Linked DNA regions of Homo sapiens: regions 1 and 2 are each linked to region 3. A link is a loop called in an ENCODE intact Hi-C map of the cell type or tissue named here. Cell type or tissue: PC-3. All regions are shown on one strand.

What was found. A loop is a pair of places that touch in the nucleus more often than their neighbours do. Peaks named below come from ENCODE experiments on the same cell type or tissue, not always from the same donor. Only the 100,000 strongest peaks of a DNase experiment are listed, where the experiment ranks them.
Region 1: it touches region 3 in a loop (10-fold over the local background); 6 of 110 quality-filtered maps call a loop at or near these places.
Region 2: a loop joins it to region 3, with 23 times the contacts of the local background. A loop is called at or near these places in 35 of 110 quality-filtered maps.

The regions. Positions count from the first base shown.
Region 1 is chr10:70,612,351-70,620,350 of GRCh38, reverse strand. No RefSeq gene overlaps it. Among named protein-coding and RNA genes, the nearest start is that of PRF1, 14 kb to the right of the region's middle. In PC-3, CTCF peaks have their summits at 664 and 870; DNase peaks (open chromatin) are centred at 850 and 4,380; H3K4me3 peaks cover 980 bases; H3K27ac peaks cover 2,239 bases.
Region 2 is chr10:70,758,021-70,766,020 of GRCh38, reverse strand. It overlaps ADAMTS14 (ADAM metallopeptidase with thrombospondin type 1 motif 14), which reads right to left. Exons shown (of 22, transcript NM_080722.4): 20 at 7,930-8,000; 21 at 7,736-7,846; 22 at 3,580-5,661. The coding sequence ends at 5,168. Among named protein-coding and RNA genes, the nearest start is that of TBATA, 23 kb to the left of the region's middle. RefSeq lists an enhancer at 3,466-4,235. In PC-3, CTCF peaks have their summits at 4,520 (motif pointing left), 6,573 and 6,774 (motif pointing right); DNase peaks (open chromatin) are centred at 4,540 and 6,790.
Region 3 is chr10:70,876,591-70,884,590 of GRCh38, reverse strand. It overlaps SGPL1 (sphingosine-1-phosphate lyase 1), which reads right to left. Exons shown (of 15, transcript NM_003901.4): 14 at 7,930-8,000; 15 at 3,407-7,396. The coding sequence ends at 7,256. PCBD1 (pterin-4 alpha-carbinolamine dehydratase 1) reads left to right here. Exons shown (of 4, transcript NM_000281.4): 4 at 543-1,081. The coding sequence ends at 641. Among named protein-coding and RNA genes, the nearest start is that of PCBD1, 8.0 kb to the left of the region's middle. In PC-3, CTCF peaks have their summits at 4,176 and 4,383 (motif pointing right); DNase peaks (open chromatin) are centred at 4,380 and 5,170; H3K27ac peaks cover 1,255 bases.

The DNA of each region.
Region 1 (8,000 bases), 260 kb after region 3:
GGGCCATGGTCACTCATATTGGCTCTGAATAAGCCTCTTTAAATATTTTACAAAGTTTAGCCTTTTCATCAACACTTTGGTGTATGGGTACAGTGTCCTATATATGTCAGTTGGGTCAAGCTTATCATTGCATTGTTCAATTTTTTTGTATCTTTACTGATTTTATTGTCCACCTGTTTTATCAGTTAAAAAGAGAGGTATGTTAACATATTTCACTACAGTATGTATTTATTCTGTTTCATTACTTCAGTTTTCTTCTTTAAGGTCTCTTTTATACATGGGTTGGATCTTCTCTATCTTCCATATCTATCACCTTTATATCTTTTTTTAAACCAGTCTCCACTTTTGATTTTTTTAATTTCCTCTGTTTCATCTTCTATTTCTCTTATGACATTATTTATGTTATTTATTCATTCTAGCTTCTTTTTATTTCTAAAATGGTTAGAGGTTTTTTTTAGAAAAGAAAAATGGTTTTTTCCTAACTAAATTCTGTGTGAGCTCTTTTCAAATTTTCCTTGTATCCAATTATCTCATCTCTTAATTTTTATAATCCTGACTTATGCTTTAGTTTCCTAAATTCTGTCATTTTAAAAACTCTTCTACTTCATTTAAAAATATCAAATGAAAAATTTTATGTATTTTGTAGGGCATGTCTTTCCAGAGATCATTGCCTGATGATCTGTTACTATGCTAATCAACTTTTTTCTTTAAAAACAAAACAAAACAAAACAAAACAAAAACTGAATGGGACTGGATTTCTCCTCTGCAATCCTTTTGCATTACGTATGTTTAAGTGAGATAGTTTTTCGGGCAGTCCTCAATGGGGAGAATGGGAAAAGATTTCTTGGCCTAGATTCGTGACTCTAGGGCTCCCTCTTCTGTTGTACTGAAAAATGTCTTTAAAATGGGTTGAAGATTCTGGGAATGACTTCCTCTGTCGCCTTCCTCCAGTTTTGTCTGGACCTTATCTGTACATGGCTCCCTGTCTTGCTCAGTTTAGAGTCTAGTCCCAGCCATTTTGCCTCTGTGTGAGACTTTGTCCTAGAAGGATATTTAGCTGGCAAGTTTCAAGATTTTATGAGGCGATTTCATGGGTTGTTGGGAGGATTAATTTACATGATAATTATAAATTCACAAGGTGTCTGGCAGAGAGTGCATGTTAAACATGGGATGCTTACAGTTATAATGATTAATACCCACTCATTTATCCCTACATCCTAGTCCAACCCAGAAACACATGCTGTTTCCTTCATGTGAGTCGCTCTTTTTTGTCTCCATGCTTTTGCCCCTGTTGTTCTCCTCCCTGAAAACCTCTGCACAGTCTTTGCTACCTGCCAGTCCTTCGCATGCATCTTGTTCTGGTAACATAGAGACCCAAACCCACTGCTCCCCTCCGAACCACGGTAGCTCTTCATTGCTAAGCCACACATCTCAAACCACCTTTAAGGTTTTATGCCAATGACTTCAGTTTTATTTTGATCTTTTACTCTGCGTCAAGCTCTTTAAACACATTATTACCTCATTTCATCTTCAAAGCAGTGCTCTGAGTTAGAGGCATAGATGGATGGGTACCTTTGTTGGTCTTATTTTACAGATGAAGACACTGCAGCTTAAAGAGATAAATACTCGGATACAAGGTTAATTGTTGTTAGTAGAAAGCAGTAGAGCCAGAATTTTGACCAGGCACTCTGGCTCCCAGAACTATAAGTTCAGTTATGATGCCAAAATGTATATTTGGATGGTAGGCTCCTTTAAGGATGGAACTCTATTTTATGTGTCTTTGTAGCCCTCTCTATGATTACTAGCACCTGGTGCATAGTATGTGTTCATTAAAGACTCCATCAATGCGTGGCATGGTGGATGAATGTACACATCCACCAGTGCTAGTCAAATGCGTGGGGCTGTGGGGCTTTCGGAAGAAACTTTGCTAGCTAAAGGCAGATGAAAAAGTCTCAGACACTGTTCAGTTTCTTCCAAGAAGTCATTAGTCAGACTCTTACTCAGAACTTCTTTTCTTTTTTTCCATTCAGGTTTGCGCTCAGTGAGACATTTATGTTTTCACAAGCCCTTGGCCACTAGCAATCCATCAAAAAACCCCAGCCATGGCTCAGCATGGCTGGCTGGCCAGACCAAATGGTAGGCAGACTGTCAAAACATTCACAAAACCCACACCAAATTTTTAAACTGTATAATCTAAGGGCATTGCTCTCACAGAGAAGTAACAGACCCACTGTTCTTTAATAGAAATATCAGAAAACTGGGAGCTCAGGGATGAGTTAGAAATCCAGTTTTTCCAGACATTGGAATTTCACTTGAACGTGGATTTGCTAGACAGCTGTATGAGCTGCGCTCCTGCGAGAGCACTGGCCTCAAGCCAGAAAACCTAGGTCTGCTCCCTGCTCTGCCACTTGTTGGTTGTATAACATTGGGCAAGTACTTCTTGCTGGGTCTCAGTTTTTTTAATTAAAAAAAAAATAGGGATAACAATATTTTGCATATGTCACAACATTGTTAGGTGCAGATGAAATAACACACACAAAATTCTTTGTAAACTGTAAAGTCTGTGTCAGACAAAATCAAGAGTGGGGGTCATGGAGCCAAATGAGACGACTGGGGCTGCCATTTCTAAACAGCTACCATGGGTCTCCTGAAGCAAATGAGGGGCAAGAAGTCAATCTGGTAAAAGGGAAGAATGAAGAAGAGAAAGAAAGGGAGGTAAAAGCCTACAAAATCTGAACAGGAGATACAGAAAGGACAGGAGAGAAGGGGACCCTGATGTCTTTCCAGTTCCTCTAAGTATAGGTTCATTTGGGGAGATTCCTACGGTAATCCTTATAGCAATCCTCAGTGTTACCATTGATTTAAAACAAAACAAATGCAGGTCTCTTCATCTGTTCAGTCTGCTATAACAGAAGTACCACAGACTGGGTGACTTCAAAGAACAGAAATTGATGTCTCCCAGTTCTGGAGGCCAGAAGTCTGAGATTAGGGTGCCAGCTTGCTGGGCTCTGGCAAGGGCCCTCCTCTGAGCTGCAGACGGCTGTCTCCTCATTTCATTCCAGTCCTCTGGAGCCTCTCTAATAAGGGCACTGACACCATTCATAAGGGATTATGACCTGATTACCACCCTCATAGCCTATTACTTCCCAAAGGCTCCACCTCCTAGTACCATCACATTGGTGGTTGGGATTTGAACAAATGAATTTTGGGAGAAACATAAACATTCAGTCATTACAGCGGGAGATTCTACTTCTACTACTCATTTCCACAACATGCACATTCGCATTCTAGGTTCTTGTTTGGTTAGCTGATAGAGTTGATGTGGCGGGGTAGACCTCAAATCAAAGGTGTTAGAAATGCTCTCTTTGTGCTCCCTAAATTGGGTCAATCTCATATGAAAATGTTGTCGGTATGAATTTGTAACCACCATAGGCTTGTTCATAGCCCTCACCACCATGGGCTTAGATCTCTGTGCTAGGAGCTGGGCATGGTGGCTCATGCCTATAATCCCAGCTACTCAGGAGACTGAGATGGGAGGATCCCTTGAGCCCAGGAGTTTGAGACCAGCCTGGGTGATATAATGAGACTCCCTCTCTACAACAACAATGAAAAAGATCTCTATGTTAAAACAGGAAAAAACAAGCAAACAAAACAAACAAACAAAAAAACTCCTTCATCTGAATTAACTAGTGGTTGCTATACCTACCAGAGTCCTTTGAGTCTTTTAAAGTAAAACAGAAAGAACAGAATAATCTAGCACATAGTAGGCAATCAATAAATATTCACTGACTGAAAGAATAAAGAACAAATATTACAGAGTAGCTATCCTTAAAAGCTTTCTATGAGAAAACCCACTTCTGTTACCTAGAAAGACAGAATTAAATACATATATCAAAAAGCATAAACAAAATTGGAAAAAAGTAAGGGAAATTCTAAGCAGCCAAAAATAATAAAGAAGCAAAAACTAGAGGGTAAAGCAGGCCAACAGCCAGGGATACCCTGAGGACACAGGCCTGGCCAGGGAAGCCAGAACCTCAGGCTACGGTGACCACACGAGCAACAGGAAATAAGGCTGGGCAGGGTTGCAGAGTAGGGGAATTGAAGCTGAGACCACTCCACGTAAAAAACTAAATAAATACTCAAAGGGCTAATAATGTCAATCAAAGGATAGGCTGTTAAAAGGATCTATTTACTGGGATAGGGAGTCCAGAAAAAAACTCATTTTTCTCAGTCTTAAATCTGAGTGGAAGGACGGTCTCTCCTTAAACATCAGAACCACAGGTCTACCTTCCCATATGCCACTTGCGTGAGTCAGAACATGCCAAGCCAAAAAATAAGCATAAATAGGTCTGAGTCGGTAAAAACGGGAAGTGTCTCATAAAAGCACATGCAAACCCACTTTGGAGGAATGTTCTCAATCCTAAACTTTGCAGGATTCCCACAGGTGAAGGGCAGCCAAGAATGAGCTCACAATCTAACATTGCAAGCAAAACCCTCAAGGAAACAATCCACCAACCAGGAAGATTCAGCTGTATAACAAGATAAAGAATGAGCTGCACCAAAGATTTTATGTGTTGGCATAACTAGATATAAAACCCAAAATGAATACGTTGACATGTTTAAAATTTGTTTCAATAACTAGAAGACATAGTCATGAAATTTTGAAAAAGAATGAAACAGAGTTTACACATAAATCATTAAAAGCAAAAATTAACTAAACAAAAAAATGTCATAGGTAAGACTGAGGGAAATGAGGCCACTTATGCTTTGCTGGTAAGAGTGAAAACTGGTGCTGTCCTTATGGGGGCTATTTATAGCAAATTTATTACAAAATTAAAAATGTGTAAGGTTCTGTTCCAGCAATTCAATTCCTGGGAATTTATTCTACAGATATCCTCCACATGTCCAAAAGGAGGCGTGTACAAGGTTATTTACTGCAACATTGTTCATTAGAGCAAAAGACTATAAATAACCCAAATGGCCATCATTAAAAGGCTGGCCCAATAACTTACGGTTCATCCATATAACAAAATACTATGCAACATTTTTTTTAAATGAAAGATTGAGGAAATTATGTGCTACAAGGTAAGATTTCCAAACTGTATTCAGTAAAAATAAAGACAAAGTACACAGCAAGATGTATAATAGGGTTCTTTTGTGTGAGAAAGGAGGAGAATAAAAAACTATTTATGTCTGCACTTGCTTTTATTTGCATGATAAAACTCTGAGAGGCCACCAAATAAATTAGGAAAAAAAAAAACAACAGTGGCACCTATGGAGGTCAGTTGGACTGGAGCAAATGGGGAAAGAGCCAGAGAAGGATTATTCACTGTATATATTTTCCATCACTTTGATTTTTGCATCTTGGTACGTGTATTACCTAATCTTAAAACCCAAAGTATGAAGTAATCGTACATTAGACACATCTGAAGCAACAATTCATGAATTGAAAAGAACAGGAGAAAAATAATGGCAACTCAGTACAAAAAGACAGAAAGTGGGAAATAAGAAAAAAAGCGTAACAGACATGGAAGAGAGAGTGAAATGGACTATTATATCACCAATGGCATTCAAAAAGGCAAAAAGTAGACTGGGCATGGTGGCTCATGCCTGTAATCCCAGCACTTTGAGAGGTCGAAGCAGGCAAATCACTTGAGCTCAGGAGTTCGAGACTAGCCTGGCCAACAAGGTGAAACCCTTTCTCTACCAAAAACACAAAAATAGGCTGGGTCCAGTGGCGTGTGCCTGTAGTCCCAGCTACTCAGGAGGCTGAGGTGGGAGGATAGCTTGAGCCTGGGAGATGGAGGTTGCAGTAAGCCAGGATTGTGCCACTGCACTCCAGCCTGGACAACAGAGCAAGATCCTGTCTCAGAAAAAAAAAAAAAAAAAAAGGCAAAAGGTAGAGCAAATGAGGGAGATGGAATATATGACACTGTAACAGCCAAGATTTTTTCCAGAATGTTAAAGGATGTGAATCCTCAGACTCAGGAAGCACCACAAATCCCAAACAGAATACATTTAAAGAAGTCATCTCTAGATATGTACTTCATAGTAAAATTTCAGAAAACCAAAACTGAAAAGATCTTAAAAACAGCCTCCCCCACAAAAAAGACAAATTCTCTATGAAGAATAACAATTAAACAGTAGCAACAGTGGAAGCCAGAAACTGTGACATAATAACTTAGAAGCACCGAGGGGAGTCAACAAGCAATAACTTCAAAGGGTCAACCAGCTCAAATGATAATTCAAGAACAGGGATGAAATAGACAGCTCAGACAAACAGAAACTGAGAGCATGTGCTACCAGAGAGACTCACTGAAAGCACTTTTCTAATGGGCGCTTCAAGGAAAAGAAAAGTTATCTCCAAAGAAAGCTAGATCAAAGAATAAATGAGCAAAGACACTGGTAAACATGCATAAATACAGACAAATGTTGATTATATCAAGCAATAGTACTAATAAATGATTTAACAGAGGAAAAATGAGATGGAACTAAAATACTGGACAAAAATAACTTTCAGAATGACAAAAGGTGATTTTTTTATTTTATTATCATTATTATTTTTTTGAGATGGAGTCTCACTGTATAACCCAGGCTGGAGTGCAGTGGCGCAATCGTGGCTCACTGCAACCTCTGCCTCCTGGGTTCAAGCGATTCTCCCCGCTTAGCCTCCCGAGCAGCTGGGACTACAGACGCACATCACCACACCCAGCTAATTTTTGTATTTTCAGTAGAGACGGGGTTGCACCATGTTGGCCAGGCTGGACTCAAACTCCTGAACTCAGGTGATCCACCCGCCTCGGCCTCCCAAAGTGCTGGGATTACAGGTGTGAGCCACTGCGCCCAGCCAAAAGGTGATTTTAGTTAGCAGTATTCTAAGATCTTTGTATCCTTGGGAAGGAGGGAAGTAGTAAACAATTTTAGACTGTTTAGAATGCATGTTAGCATTTTTTATGGGTAACCACCAAACAATCAGAAATAGAGGGTGCAATAACTAAACGAGTAGAGAGTAAAGAATGTAATTTTTCTAAAGTTCAGTCAACCCAAAAGAAGGAAGGAAGGGAGGGAGGAAGGATACACAGAAAAAAGCAAGACAATAAACAAATATAAAACATGATGGTGGAAACAAACTCTATTAGAACAGTAATCACAAATATACATGGACTTAACACATAGTTAAACAGTCCCTCAGGCTGGATGACAAAACAAACTCCAACTAATTATGTTTAACAAAGGCCTATCTAAAATATAAGAGCACACGGAATTTGGAAGTAAGGTAGAATACATCCATGGTGGAACGAATCAAAAGAAAGCTGGTACACTTAAAAATTATTAAAATAGGCCAGGCGCGGTGGCTCACGCCTGTAATCCCAGCACTTTGGGAGACCCAGACAGGCGGATCACGAGGTCAAGAGATCGAGACCATCCTGGCCAACATGGTAAAACTCTGTCTCTACTAAAAATACAAAAAAATTAGCTGGGCATGGTTGCGTGTGCCTGTAGTCCCAGCTATTCGGGAGGCTGAGGCAGGAGAATCACTTGAACTCGAGAGGCAGAGGTTGCCGTGAGCCAAGATCGTGCCACTGCACTCCAACCAGACAACAGAGTGAGACTCCATCTCAAAAAAAAAAAAAAAAAATTATTAACCTGGTAGATTCCATGTTACATATATTTTACCACAATTAAAAATAATAGTAAAAAAAGGAAAGTTGGAATAGCTCTATTAATACCAGACCAAATAGACATTTAGGCAAAAAGCATTGTTTGAGATAAAAAGAGCCACTACATAATAATAAAGAGTTCAATCCTGGAAGACAACACTATACTAAACTTGTTTAATAAAGCAGCTTCCAAATATGTAAAGCAAAAACTGACAGAACGAAAGGTATAGAGAGAAGCTAAACAATCTACCTTCATCGTAGAAGATTTCAACATGATTCTCTCAGTAATGACTGTTTCAAAAGACCACAGATTTGAACATAGAACGCTGCATCCAAAAA
Region 2 (8,000 bases), 120 kb after region 3:
AGCTGGAGCGACTGGGACTCAGGGTGCCATGTCCTGAGGCTGAGCAAGACAGTGGGGCCCTTGGCCTAGCCCATGAAACCATTTTCCCTCCTAGGCCTCCAGGCCTGTGATGGGAGGGGCTGCCATGAAGACCTCTGAAACTCCCTCGACACATCTTCACCATTGTCTTGGCTATTAACATTTGGCTCCTCTACTTATGCAAATTTCTACAGCTGGCTTGAATTTTTCCCAAGAAAATGGGTCTTTCTGCCACATGGTCAGGCTACAAATGTTTTAAACTGCTATGCTCTGCTTTCCTTTTAAATGTAAGTTCCAATTTCAGACCATGTATTGGTGAACGCATATGAGTACATGCTGTTAGAAGTAGCTAGGACACCTCTGGAACACTGCTGCTTAGAAATTTCCTCCACCAGATACCCTAAATCATCTCTCTCAAATTCAAAGTTCCACAGATTTCTAGAGCAGGGGCACAATACTCCCTGTCTCTTTGCTAAAGCATAGCAAGAGTGACTTTTACTACAGTTCTCAATAAATTTCTCATCTCCAACTGAGACCTCCTCAGCCTGGAATTCACTGTCCATATCACTATCAGCATTTTGTTCACAACATTCAACAAATCTCTAGGAAGTTCCAAACATTCTCACCTCTTCCAGTCTTCTTCTGATCCCTTCAATCTGTTCCAGCCTCTTCCTGTTACCTACTTCCAAAGTCGCTTCCACATTTTCAGTTATCTTTATAGCAATGCCTCATTTCTCTGGTACCAATTTTCTGTATTAGTCCATTCTCACATTGCTACAAAGAACTACCTGAGACTGGGTAATTCATAAATAAAAGAGGTTTAGTTGGCTCATGGTTCCACAGGCTGTACAGGAAGTTTATGGTACTGGGGGATTTGGTTAAATAAATGGTCATCTAGCCATACCGTGGGGTACTGTGCAGTCATTAAAAATGAAGACGTGGCTGGGCACGGTGGCTCATGCCTATAATCCCAGCACTTTGGGAGGCTGAGGCAGGCAGATCACCTGAGGTTGGGAGTTCAAGACCAGCCTAACCAACATGGAGAAACCCCATCTTTACTAAAAATCCAAAATTAGCCAGGAGTGGCGGTGCATGCCTGTAATCCCAGCTACTCGGGAGGCTGAGGCAGGAGAATCACTTGAACCTGGGAGGCAGAGGTTGCAGTGAGCCGAGATCGCACCATTGCACTCCAGCCTGGGCAACAAGAACGAAACTCTGTCAAAAAAAAAAAAATACGTAGTTCAACGTAGCTCAGGATGGAAACGTGTTCTTATTGTATTGCTGTAGGTGGAGTAGGAGGGGGAGAAGATCCCAGATGACGTGTATGTGTATAGTATTAATAATACTCACCCAGCGTGCATGTGTGTGTGTACAGACACAAACAATCTTGCACATGCACACATCTGGAATGGATAACTAAATTATTAACAGTGGTTATTGCTAAGTAGAATTATAGATTTTTTTTCCTCAGGTTGTAAAATTTTTCAATAATGAGCATATATTTCTTGCATAATTTTTTAAAGGAGAAGATTTGTGGTGTAGGCCCCAGAGATTTCTAATCTGTGGCAGCTGGGTCCCTGGGACTGCCCCAGCTACATTTCCACCCCTTCTTGCTCTTTCCCTCCTCCCCCCAGACCCCTACCTTCCCCCAAGCCTTCAGTCTCCTGAAGCCAGGTAGGGAGCAGGGGCTCTTTGGAAGAGCCCACAGAGTTCCAGGTCAGATGGCCCAGGCTCTGTGCCTTCCCCTCTTCCCCTGCCTGCTGTGTCATTTCAGGTGGAAGGCCTGGAGTTTCACCAGGAGGGTAAATCAAAAAAGGGCCCAGAGGCCAGTCTATTGCCCAGGAACATGATGAGGCTCCAATTGCCCCTTTTCTCCTCTGGAGGAATGGGAAGGTAAGTCTCCTGCTGTCCCTAAACCCTTGCCATCCCCCCGATCCCTTCTCCACCAGGAGCTTTCAGGCCTTACTAGCCCAAATGAAGTCACAGGCTGGAACCTCAAGGAGGCCATCTGGACACAGAAGACAGCCATGGTGAGGACTTCCCAGGCTCTTTGAACAGGAGGCTAAGGGTGACTCTGTGCAGCACTGTCCCTACTGACCCCAAGGGCAAGGAGATGCTGGAACTTCAGGGGGCTTCCTCCAAAATGACAGGTGTGCTGGCCCCTGGCTATGGGTTGAGGAAGCTTGGCAGACCAGGGCAAAGGCTCTGGAAGCCAGTCGGGGCTGATAGGCTAGACTCTGGGCACCTGGCTGTCACTGCGGCAGGGCTCTGCCAAGCATGGGGCAGGTGTGGATAAAGCCTTGAAGTCAGAGTGGCCTGGAGAATCCCCTCCAGGGAAGAGACAGGCAATCTGGCACCCTGGCACCTGCACCCACCAGACTCCAAACAGGAAACCGTTTAGGGCAGGAAGAGGTGAGACCATTCCCATATGGCCTTTCCCACTGGGCTCCTACAGGAAGTGAGGGATGTTTCTGAGGCTGCGATGGAAAGAGGGCCCTTGGTGCTGTTCCTCTATCTTCACCCGTGAATCCTTTCATTTTCTCAGTTTCCACCAAAACAAGCAAAAATCCTGACCCATAAAAAGCCCTCAATTTGGAGAGTGGACATTTCCAGATGTTTGGGGAGATGGCAACAGAAATTTAATTGAACCTTAGACATATTAGACAACCTGCATCCTAAAAAGCCCCCAGCCAAAGACAGATGGAGAGGCTGCCCTCTCTGTGTTCCCACCCCCACGGGGGTAGGAGTCTCCAAACCATTTTCTCCTCGGCCTTAAGGGGAGGAGTGAGCTCTGCACAATGACAAGAAGCCCTTTTGCCAGCTTCACCTTTTCTAAGTGCCCAGCAGTGTAGATTCTTTTACTCCATGACACAAATTCTGCCACTGCTTAGAAGGCAAAAGTGGTTGCAGTCATTTTGCTTTCAGTGACAGTCTCTTTGTTCTGTGGTTGCTAAGATTCCTTTAGAGAGCCCCTCTTGTTGTTCTTTTTTGTTTTTGAGACAGGGTCATGCTCTGTCACCCAGGCTGGAGTGCCATGGCGCAATCACAGCTCAGTGTGGCCTCAAACTCCTGGGCTCAAGGGATCCTCTCACTTCCACCTCCTAAATAGCTGAGACCACAGGCGTGCAACACCACGCCTGGCTAATGTTCTTTTTATTTTTTGTTGAGACGGGATCTTGCTATGTTGCTCAGGCTGGTCTGGAACTCCCACCTCCAAAAGTGCTGGGATTACAGGCATGAGCCACTCTGCCCCACTGGCCTCTAGTTGCATTTAAACAGGTTGAGAATTTCACAATAACCTGAAATAAAGTGTTGTCCTGGAACTTGGGCCTCAGGGAAACAGGAGATTCAGTAGCCAAGAAACCAGTGGCAACCCTGTGTCCCACCTGGCAGTGACGCAGCAGGGCATGGGTGGAAAGGTGGAGGGACAGGAGACAGCCACAGTGAGCTGCGCCCCCACCCCCAGTTCTCTTGCTACAGCCCAGCCCTCAACCTTCGAGCTCTGGCTTCATTGTCCCCTTCCCATAAATCAGAGAGAGAAAAAGAAACACACACACAACCTTTTGGGGTCCAATGGCGATGTTAATAAATACATAAAATTTTAAAGATCTGGATTTCCAAGGCACAAGAGTTTAACACAGGCCAGGCTGGTTCTCACAGGAATGACTCCGCGTGTGCCCCAGCATCCCAGGGAGGGGAGGGCAACAGGGGGAGGGCGGGGAGCCCCCCAGGACCTCCACTCTCCAAAGGGGTTGCAGGCCAGGGGCCCACTACTCATGTTCCTCCAGGCTGGCTCAGAACAGCCCCTTTGCCTTGGGGAAGGAAGAAGTGAGAAGCACCTCTATCACCTGGCAGGAGTTTAGGAGACATCCTCCAAGACCCCGGAGGTGTCCTGGGACCCCCTGCCACTTCCTGAGAGCCAGAGGATCTAAGACTGTTACCTGTCCCTTGGAGGTAGCATGGCCGGCAGCTGAGCACAGCTCAGGCCCTTACAGCACCGTGGGTGAGTGTGTCTTCCCCACTCCAGCACCAGGCCAGGGGCTGGCACCCTGCCCTGGGGCACTTGGCCTGGGTGGCCCTTGTCATCTCCAGGGCCAGGCTATGAGTGGACTCTGGTCCTCAGTCCTGGGGTCCAACCACCCCTGGGAGAACCACACACTCTGGCCCAGCTTGAGCCAGGTAGAAGATGAAGATGTCCGACTCCAGCAGGAGCGATCTTCGGAGAAGGGCAATGATTGAAGGGACAGCCTGAGAAATCGTGTTCCCTCTGTGTCCCACAGAGTCCCCTTCCAGGCTGAGAGTGATAATTGAAGTTGCCATCCTGGTGGAGTCAGGGAGTGAGCGCCAGTTTGGAAATCCCTGGATGCTGAGGACTTGGGGTCCAGGGTGTCCTGAGCCCCCTTCTCTGGTGGGCTGGGGTGAGATTGGGGGGCCAGTCTGTAATCTGGAGTCACTAGAAGTAACACTAGTGACATCTGCAAGGCCAGAGTATGGCCATGAGCACCATCTTCTGGCCAGCAAAGACAAACTGGCCTCTGCTGCCTGGCCTCAGCTGGTGGAACTGCATGGAGCTCTTGGCTTCCAGGAGCTGGGCCTGCGATCACCTTGTGTTCCACCCCCTCCAGCCCTGCAGCTGGGAAGCCTCATGCCACATTCCCAGGCCCCCCTCCTCTCGGCCTGGCTGTGAACAGTCCCCCACCTACCCTGGCCCTGCTTTGCCTTTCTGGGGAGAGGGGCCAAATATGCAGGGCCTCCACAGGGGTCCTCACAGTTCCGGGAAGGCAGGCAGCCCTGACAGCTTCTAGCTACAGACCAGCCGGGATTCAGACCTGCCCAGGCCCAGGGTCTGTGAGGAGGGAGCAATAGTTGACCCTGGTCTTGGCAGGGGAGACCAACAGGGGCCCTGAGAGGGTCAGTCCCGCCGGGGGCAGCTTGCTGAGGTATCTCCGATTAGGGCTTTCCCTGATCTTTGTCTTCCTCCCACCCCGCTTTGTGGGGTAAAGAGCATCACAGCCCCAAACGAGAAGAAGGCGAATGATTTAAAATGAAGTCTGTGCTTGCGCCTGCCCTGCTATGTGTGTCCTCTGAGCTGGGAGTCACGGGGCAGTACACAGAGTGTAAACGTGCCAGTGGGATGGCAGGGCACAGCTCATGTCACCGGGGAGGCAGCAGGGAGGCTGGTGCCGGGATGTCTCAGGTCTTCTCCAGGTTGCCCTTTGTCCTCAGGGACTGGCGTAGGTGTCTGAGTCCAGCCCCAAGGCAGCCCCCCGGGGGTGGTAGGGGAGATGCTCCAGGATGCTCCAGGGATTGGTGTCTCAGGGGCAAAGGGATGCTGGGTCCCTGGGGAGCTTGTATCCAGAGCTCCTGGGAGCTGTGTGGCTCGGCCATGCTGATGGTCCTCTGATCCCGTTGGCTTTCCAGGAGGCTCTGCAGCATCTGCAGGGTCCTGGGGTCCTGGTAAGGGGCTTCCAGGAGTGGAGAAGGGGGGCAGTGAGGTTGGGCCAGGGTCTGGGCCAGGGTTGGGGCCCGAGGCCTTCTTGATGCAGGACACACAGCAGAGCCGGTGGTAGCCGGGAATGGAGCAGTAGCGATCGAGCACTTCCATCTGGCAGAAGACAGACCTGTCTCCCGTGCAGGGCTCCGCTGCACACACAGCACAAGGACAAGGATGGAAGCAACGTGGGGATGCCTGTCAGTCAGGTGGCCCCCCCTCCCACTTACCCACTGACTGCCCGCCCTCCACCCCTGCCCCTGCTGGACCCACTATAAAGCTTTTTCTCAGGGTGGGGGCTACAGAGCCACCTGACGGGAGAGTCAGCCCTGACTACATGGAAGAGGAAGTAAAATCCCCTAGAGCAGCAGATCTCAAAGTGATGTCCCCACACGCAGCAGCAGCAGCGTCACCTGGAAGCTTGCTGGCAATGCACATCCTCCAGCACCACCCAGCCCTATTGCATCAGAAACTCAGGCTGGGGCTCAGCGCTGTGCTTTCACAAGCCCTCCAGGGGACTCCACGTGTGGGCGCATCTGAGAACCCTGGCCCTTCGCCATTCGCCCTCAGCCCTGCTGCACACTGGAATCCTTGGGGGTGCCTGTCTCCTTCACCCACACACTGGACAATCTAGGGTGTGACCTACCACCAGGTGCTTCTAACTTGCAGCTGCTCTGGATGGAAGTGGGAACCCTAGCCCCTCCCAATCAACCCAAGGAGTCTGGCCCCACTCCAGCCAGGGTCAGGCTAGACCCCAGGCAACTCATGCTTGGGACAGGCAGACTGACCATCCTGCCACAGTCAGCACACATCGGGACATTAAGACTGCTACTGCTTAATTTGGAATCAAGCAGATTTCAGTTCAAATCCAGGCTCTACCACTTAAAAGTGTGAGGCCTTTGGCAAGTCACTTAAACCCTCCAAGCCTCAGTTGCTTCACCTATAAAATGGGGCTGATGTTGACCCTTACCAGTGAATAATAACATTGCAAACAACATCTTTAAAGCACCTGGCAAAGATAAGTGCTCATTACACTAGTTTGCTTTGCCCAAAATATCACACCTTTCTGTGATAACTCCATGTAGGCTTCTCCAGACAGAATGTGAAGGCAGGAGCTTTGCTTTCTACTAATTTTTGCCAGAGAGAGAGAGAGAAAGAGGGAGGTGGGAAGAGTGGGAGGGACAGAGGGAAAGAGAGACACAGGTGGAGGGGCAGGCTTAGGGGAACAAGAGAAAGATCAGAGAAAAATGGAAAGCCAGTGGCCTCTAGATGGCGCCAGATTTCTGGAACCAGAATCGGAATCGTCCTTTGCTTTGGGAAGGAAGACGGCAGGAAACCCAGGCACTCCCCCAGTCAGAACCTCAGCCTAGGAGCAGAGAAGTAGAAGATTGGAGGTAGAAGGTCCTTTGAGGACATCTAGTCAGAACCTTATCTTACAGATGAGGTCACTAAGCTCAGAGAGGTTAACGAATTTGCAGCCAACTGGTCCTCTAACTAGGAGTTAGGGTCTTTGATCTTTCTGCTACTCATCTTGCCAGACCCTGGTCCTAGGGAGGGTGAGGAAGGAAAAGAGAGATGGAACCTAGGAAAGGAGTGAAGAATCTACAGCCTGGCACGTAGCAGTTGCTCAGTAAATATCTATCCGTGGGTGGATGAATGGAAAGATGGGAGGATGAACTGAATCATGGGGCTGAGAGAAATTGCTAGGCCTATTGTTACTGGAAGCTGACAGCCAGACAGGAGTGCATGCATTCTCTCATCCAATTATCTCACCAGCCCTATGAAGGCAGCTCATATCTACAATTGCTTGTCTGAAAATATTGGAACCAGATATAGTTCAGAATTCAGAACTTTTGGGATCAGAAACATTATATTCTGTGTTTATATTATAGAACATCCTCAATGGAGCCTGAGATATCACCTTGTAACTAAATATGGCTAAATTTCTATATCAAAAGAATAAATGATCTCATTAGTTCAGGTCAGATTTTGCTGCCAGGTAAGTTTGCACCAAACTTAGAAATAAACATTTTGGAATTGCAGGTAACGGCTCATGGACCAGTAGAGCCTCCTCCCCACTTCATAACTGAGGTATCTGAGGCTCAGGGAGGTGAAGGTCACACAGACAGCTACAAGCTGGGTTTGCTCCACTGAGTGGCCCATGCTGCAACACCAGGGCCACTGAAAGGTCTGGGGAGCAGGGTAGGGTCCATAGACTGTACTTACTTGATGATATCTTGTTAATGGGATGTAGGGGTTCAGATTGTGGCACCCACTGCCCCTCTGGCGTCCCAAGTTCCCAGACATCGGCCCTCACCGTGGAGTTCTGGTGATTTCCTGTGAGCAGGAAGAAGCAATTCTAGTATTTGGGACTTTGGCCCAAGGGACTGGACCTGGCCTCCCCATCCCCTCTGGCTCACCTCCACAGGCGGGCAGGCTGCAGACCTGGACAGTGTCTGGCCTATCCCCCTCGCAATGCCCGAGGCTGTTG
Region 3 (8,000 bases):
AGAATGGTGGGAACCCGGGAGGCGGAGCTTGCAGTGAGCAGAGATTGAGCCACTGCACTCCAGCCTGGGAGACAGAGCAAGACTCCGTCTCAAAAAAAAAAAAAAAAAAAAATACAGACACATAGCCAACCTATCAAATTATTTGCTTAATGAATAGAAACAGTCATTAAATGTCTACCATGTGCCAAAAGCTCTGCTGGTCTCTGTTTATAAAAACAGTAAGGGTGGAAGAGGTCGTCTATGAATGGATAGTGTTTAGGAGTTGGCATTGGTTTTTGGTTTTGTCTTTAGCTTTTAGGTTGCTCTTGACATTCAGATATTAAGCTTTTATTCTATAGCTGAAGTCATGATTATTTTTGAGAGACAGCAAAGGGGAGATGTAGAAGATGTTGTTACAGACATGTCAGGAAGGAGTCCCCAGGAGAGATCGTACTGGCCAGCTGCTATTCTGGAGCTCCTAGCAGGGCTGAGCCCAGCAGCTAGTGACTCCCTCCTGTTCTTAAGTGAAGTCAGTGGAAGCAGAATTTCTGGTTTCATTTCAGGTCCACATCACGCTGAGCACCCATGAGTGTGCCGGCCTTTCAGAACGGGACATAAACCTGGCCAGCTTCATCGAACAAGTAGCAGTGTCCATGACATAGACCCTGCCCTTCCTCTTTGAATTCTTCCGGGGGAAGGGGTGACTGAACTGGGAGTCCAGGGAGGGAGCTGAGGAGCCCTTACCCTCCCACCACTCCCCTCCCAAGACCCAGCCGCCGCCGTTGAGGGCTGAGTCCTTGCTGTGGGATGTGCCAGTGTCCCCACCAACACCAGGAATTTAGACCTTTTCCCTGCACCACTCTCTTCATCCTGGGGGCTCTGTTACACTAATTTGAATAAACTCTCCCCTTTCTTTGCAACTTCCCAGCAACAATAATGATTTTCTTGCCAGGCCGTCTCTTGCTCCCTAATTCATTTCCCAGGAAGCTGTGATACAGGGTGAAATAAAGTCTTGTCTTAGAAACCAGGACCCTAAACCCCACACTATGTAATAGAAACACATGTGTTTTTATGTCTCAAATAAAACTATTATATCACTTGGTCTCAGGCTCTAGAAACTTCTTTTCCACAGGTCAATCCAAATTGGAGTCAATAGGCATTTAAATGAAAGCACTTCCTCTGTGCTAGGCACTTCCTCTGTTCAAGGTACTGGAAAATGACAGGGACCAGACCACCTTGCCTTCAGATTCATTATCATCTAGGGGATACCATTTGATTATCATCAAACAGGAACACAATTAACTATTACCAATTACCAATTAACTAGTACTAATTAACTATTACTAGAGTGAATTAATGCTAGGTGGCAGGATAAGAAATGAGCTAAAGGGAACGCAAGTGATTAATGGTGAAAAGGGCAAATCTGGAGGCTTTGAGTTATGCCTTGAAGACCTGGGTAGGATTCTTGGGAGGCAGAGATGGCTGAGAGAACACCATGAACACAGATAAGGGTGTGAAGGGCACAGGTATTATATGCATTGTGGAACCTATGTCTAGAAAGGCAGTCTGGGGCCATATTACAGGTTGAACATCCCTAATTTGAAAATTGGAAATCCAAAATCTGAAACTTTTTGAATGCCAACATGATGCCCAAAGGAAATACTCATTGGATCATTTTAGATTTCTGATTTTCAGATTAGAGATGCTCAACTTGTCAGTATAATGCAAATATTCCAAAATCCAAAATCTGAAACACTTCTGGTCTCACACCTTTCAGATAAGGGATACTCAACCTATATTTTCTTCCTGGCTGTGATGGCTAATGTTAGGTGTCAACTTGATTGGGCCATGGGGTGCCCAGGCATTTGGTCAAACATTCCGGGTGTGTCTGTGAGGGTGTTTCTGAATGAGGATAACATTTGAATCAGTAGACTGAGTAAAGCCGACTGTCTTCCCTAACATGGGTGGCCTCATTCAACCAGGTGAAGGCCTGTACAGAAAAAAAGGGCTAAAAAGGGCTGACCCTCTTCCAAATAAAAGGGAAGTCCTCCTGCCTGACTGCCTTGAGGTGGGACATTGGTCTTTTCCTGCTTTCGGACTTAAACTGAAACATCCACTCTCCTTAGGTCTCAAGGCTACAAGCCTCCGGTGTGCAACAATACCATCTGCTTTCCTGGTTCTCCAGCTTGCCAACTACAGATCTTGGGACTTGTCAGCCTCCATAATCACATGAGCCAATTCCTTATAAGAAATCTCTTTGTGTGTATTGGTTCTGTTTCTCTGGAGAATCATAATACACAGGCCTATCATATCAGATATGGCAGATCCCAAATCCTGATGGTCTCTTCAGTTTCTTAAAATCTTAGCAAAGTTCTTAGGGCTTGCCTGGTTTACTCCACAAGAGAGAAGACACAGGCAGCTTAGGACCTGGCAGGCTATTTATTACTGGAGCAGTTAAGAGATGGTTTGCACAGTCAGTTCCCCAGCCAGGAACTCTCTAGGACAGAATATTCCCACGCTGTCATGAAGAAGGGGGCACTAAGAGCAGCCTCATCTCTACCCCCACGAGAATGCCACACAAATTTTACCTCACATATGTCACTATGCAGAGACTGGGAAGCCTTCTTCCTAATAGTTCTCACCTGTGTCTCCTAACTCAAGTACTAAGCTGACTTGTAAATGCCGGGGTCACTTGGAACAGGAATCTAGCCATGTCACAACTCAGTCTGAATGAGTTGGTCCCCCAGCAAAGGCCAGGAAAGGGGCAGAGGCTGGAGGTTGAGAAATAAGCGTATTGTTCACAAGAGGGATTAGCAGGACCCCGTTCCTAGCATATATGCTAGTAAAGGATTATCAATACCTATATTGATGGCAAACGAGATTCAGACAGTGGTCTCCCATCTGCTCCACTTCTGACTTAAAATTTTCCAAGTGTGCTTTGATCTGATGACTGGAGGACTGAAGGACAGAAGACGCCAGATGCGGAGGTATGGACTATGCTGTTATGTTACATTCCTGCCTCTGCTTATTTTCATGGGTCAAGGGTTGAAAAATGTTCACCCGATGCAGGGACAGCTCATGCCTGTATTTCCAACACTTTGGGAGGCCAAGGCGGGAGGATCATTTGAGCTCAGGAGTTAGAGACTAGGCTGGGCAATGTAGAGAAACTCTGTCTCTACAGAATATACAGAAAAATTAGCCAGGCATGGTGGCACACACCTGTGGTCCCAGCTACTCGGGAGGCTGAGGTGGGAGGATCACTTGAGCCCAGGAAGTCAAGGCTACAGTGAGTGATGATCATGCCATTGCCCTCTAGCCTGGGTGACAGTGAAACCTTGTCTCCAAAAAATAAAGCCAACCTTGGCAGCACTACAGTTGTATGAAGCACATTCATGTGAGACAAAGACACAGGTAACACTTTCTTTTCTTTTTTTTTTTAGAAATAAATAGGTTTATTCTAAAATTAATCCAAATAATTGAAATTATAGGGAAGGATATTAAGAAGAGAAAAGATTACAAGACAGAGGAAAGCATAAAAGAAAATAAGGTAATTAAAACTTCAAATCAGGAAAAAGGTTCTCAAAAATCTGACTTTGCCTACCCAGGTACAGTTGGTGGCTATCAAATTAGGACTCAGTAATTACTTGTGTCACTGAGTGAAAGCTGCTCATTGCTGCCAAGAACCTACAGAGAAGGCCAAGGGGCTGACGTACAGCTGTATGGAGCAGCAATAAGCACCCCAGACACGACTTCCTAGATAAGCCAGGCCTCCTCATCCAAGTACATCCTGGATCCTCTTTCTCTCTGGTTTCCAGGTACTCAGGAACTAGGCCATTTGGCAGAAAACTGTAGCAAAAAAGCAATCCTTGGCTTGACTCTGGCAAAGTCTGAATGGGCTAAAAGCCAAAAGGAAAAGCTGGGTTATCTGAATGACAGCCTTCAGATCCTGACTAACACTTTGGAAAAACTTCTCGTTTCTTATTCATAATAGAATAAGATCTCCAGCAGTTACATGTGTGTGAAGATTATCTGAGGAGCTCTGTTAGCCCCTAAACCAAATGCAGGGTTTGAGGCCAATGCCCTTTGGTTAGACAGAACCACACTGCCCAGATGGCTAGAGACCACCCAGATAACTCAATCCATCATTAAGTTATTGTAAGCAGCAAACTGTAAGCAGAAGTGGATGATGAAGATGGAAAAAAATATAAGATAGGGCCTGTCCCTGGCAAACTAAGAACCTGAATTTCAGACCTCTCTGAAATAGGTACGACTACCACTGCTGGTGCAAGGACCAATCAGCGACCTATTGAAGTGCCTGGAAATGAGATGGATTGCTGCTTAACTGTGTCTCTTTCATTGGTCTTGGTATCAGTGGGCACACACGATTGTTTCACCACCAGGGGGCAATCTCTCACCAGGAGCCCATTCAAGCATGGCCACTGCCCCATTTGTCATCTCGTGTGTGCCCAAGTAATCAAATGAATGCAACCATCCACAGTAATTACAATTAGGGTCATTTAACTATTTAATTGCTTTTTGAGATTATTGCTGAAATTAGGAAGGGAGCATTGAAATGGGAAGGGGGAGGTTAGAGAAGACAGAGATTTAAAAGAAGCAAGTACCATTTTCCAAGTATAAAACTCGTAATATTAAAAGTGACATAGCAGTATATTCACATGACTACTTAAGTCTAATGCAGAAACAAGACAGTACAGTTTTTGCAGAGGCCGATGTGACATCTGCATGCGACATGATACTATTAAGTGTCTCTACCCACCTCTGCTACAGAGTAGCTGCTATATGCACACATACACAAAAATACACAATGAAAAGCCTACAAAAGTGTTAAGTCAAACTAAGGCTCTTAATTGTAAATTAAAGTGGCTACAGTAGGTCCCTTTGAAAAACACCATCTCCCCTGGCACCAATGTTGTCACAGCACAGAGGAAGCGAGTGGCTCGGGGTCTGGTTCTGGGGAGACGCTCTACAGGGGCACATGCTTCTCCATCTTGGCAGCTGGCAAGCCACAGTGGTGTCTGCTGGGTGGCTCTGGGTTCCTGGACCTCATTCAACATAATGCACTGACCAAACAGCTCTGACCACAGCTACTCTCAAAGAGGTGCCTGCCAGGTCTCCCTCTGACACACACACATACACACACTACCCACTCTTGGAACCCACAATGCACTGCTGGGCAAACAGGAAAAACACACACACACACACACACACACATAAATGCCACACCAGCCCTGAATGGCGTGGCCAGCTAGTCACAGTTGTTGGGTCAGTAGTACAGTGCTCAAGAACAATTCAGACTAACATGCCAAGGAGCCTGAGGAAAAGTCTGGTAGTCATGGCTCTCCCAGCCAGCATTCCCAGTGGGGGAAACTAGAAGACACCAGCCTGGAGAGGCTGAATATTCAGGAGTCCCTGAGATGGGGAATGGAACAGAGGAAAGTGTCTTTTGACTCATCTTAAGTACTCCCCTCCCCAAATAGAAACCTCAAAGACTGATCCATTTCCCCTAGGGCCTGGGCCAGGAGTAGCTCACTGCTCACTGCTGAGGAGAAAGGCACAAGATATAATGTCATAAGAGCAGGACAGTGGCTCAGCCTACAGAGTTCCCTATAGGGGAAAGAAGGCAGGAAATAGGCGCAGGGTCTGGTCCTGTCCCTGCACCACCCTGAGCAGCTAGTCTTGGGAAGGGATTACAGGCCCTGGGCCATAGGCTGCTCGCCATTCTGCTTTCCTATCCTGTTTCTCTCCCTGTGCTGCTCCCTTTTAGCCAGGGCTGAGAAATGTTCAGCACCTGAGGCAAAACTGCCATAGTACCTCTGAAAGCTGAATCAAGGGGGAAGAGGCAGAAGAACACACTAATAGAGAAAATTTTCCTTGCTACGGGTGCTCTTTCACACCCACCTAGGGTAAGTCAAGGCAACTTGTGAAGGTGCTTTGAGCTGTTCCTTCAAGCAAACACATTTTCATTACATAATGGCTTAACGCAAGGGTGCAGGGAAGGACCACCACCAACTTTGGTGACATATTTGAATCTGGGTGTTCATCCTACTCTGATATTCAAAAAAGCATAGAAAAAGGTCTGATTTCTGCTCATCACCAGCCCAGGATAGGGTTCAGGTGTGCTCTGACCACTGCCAATTCAGGAAGGCGGCACCATGGCCAAAAGCTCCCAGATTATTTGGAAACCATGTTTTCTTCCTAGTCCATGGTAACAAGAAAAAGCCAATGGAAGCATCATTCCAAACAATAATCTCCAAAGATGGTGGCAACCAAGTGTCAAATGGGGACTGCAGGCACAGAAGAGACCACCCCAAACCCTGCCTGGGTGGACGAAGCAGGTATGCTAGAATAGTCCTGTCCTGCAGAATAGGGAACGGCAGCTTGGTCGATCTGTGCCCTGGAAAAAGAAAATGAGTTGCAATAGAAGTGACTCTAAGACAGACAATGAACCTACTCTTAAGAGAGACAGGGCCAGGCACGGTGGCTCACGCCTGTAATCCCAGCACTTTGGGAGGCTGAGGCGGGGGGGCGGGTATCACCTGAGGTCAGGAGTTCAAGACCAGCCTGGCCAACACGGTGAACCCGTCTCTACTGAAAAAGAAAATTGAAAAATTAGCCAGGCGTGGTGGTGGGTGCCGGTAATCCCAGCTACTCGGGAGGCTGAGGCAGAAGAATCGCTTGAACCCAGTGGGTGGAGGTTGCAGTGAGCTGAGATCATGCCACTGCACTCCAGACTGGGCAAAAGAGCAAAATTCCATCTCAAAAAAAAAAAAAAAAAAAAAAAAGAGAGAGAAGGCTGAAAAAGCCTCCTGCTTAGAGTATACCTCACACCCAGCTGAGGAAACATCTGTTATGTAAACGCCTCCTGCCTGAGATAACAAAGAAGCTCTAGCTATCTCATAAACTGTACCCCAGCTTCTCTAAAGAATCAGGACAGGTCAGAGCTACCACACAATGTTTAAGTAAAGTTGAAAGCTAGAGAGTTTAGAAAAGGAAATGGTTAAAACAATTCCTAGGGTAACATTTATAACAAGGGCAAAATCATTATGTAATGGAATTCTCTGGGGTCTTCAAATTAAAAACCACAAAAGGAAGATAAGAGGAAGAACAAGAATCCTGAGGCTCAAGCTGTCTCATGGTCTATCTTGAGTTGTGCTCTATGGAGCAAGACCAGATGTCAAAGTTGTGCACGGCCTGTTCCATATCCCAAGAACCTTCTGAAGGCTGGAATCCCCTTGAGACTAGAAAGGGTCCAAGTTCAGTGGGGTTTTGGAGAACCATTCATCTGGCTGCCCTGGGTGACAGTGTCGGTGCTGTACAAGCTGTCCAAGAAGACTGAGGACAATTCTGCAACCATATTCCTGTCAACAGTTGTCTGGGCCATGCCATAGATGGCACCCTACAAATCCAAAGAAAGAGACATTATTAGTGAGGCCAGGTCCAAAAGCAAGAATAAAACTGCAGCAATGAGCCCCTTCTCCCCGAGTCCTAGCTTCGCATGTGCACTGCCCTACCCCATTTCCACCTAAGGCATCCCATCATTCTATCAGAAAAACAGCTGGCATAGTCAATTTTTCACAGGGACTTTCCAGTCTGCCTTTCTGCATAAAGGGACTAGCCTAAGAAAATTCCAGAAAAAACATGTTTACTATCTTTCCTGTGACAAAATTTTCTTTTCAAATGGACACTACCACCAGCTGCTTTTATACAGAAGTCTCTAACTTACAAGGTACTTTATAGTGTATCTCATTTGAGACTTCAGCAACCCTAAGGGGTGGGTGATGCAGAGATCATCAGCTCCAGTCAACAAATAAAAGATGTCTGTGGCAAAGGGGCAGAGGCAGGAACAGACTCCGGGTCATATGATTCCTTCAAACTCTCCACCAACACCTAAATTTCCAAGAGAAGAAAAAAAACTCCAAGTGTCCCTACCATTCCTGTGGTCTTCGCTTTAGGATTCTTCATGATTTGAGTGACAGATTCTCGAATGTCCTTTAGGAATT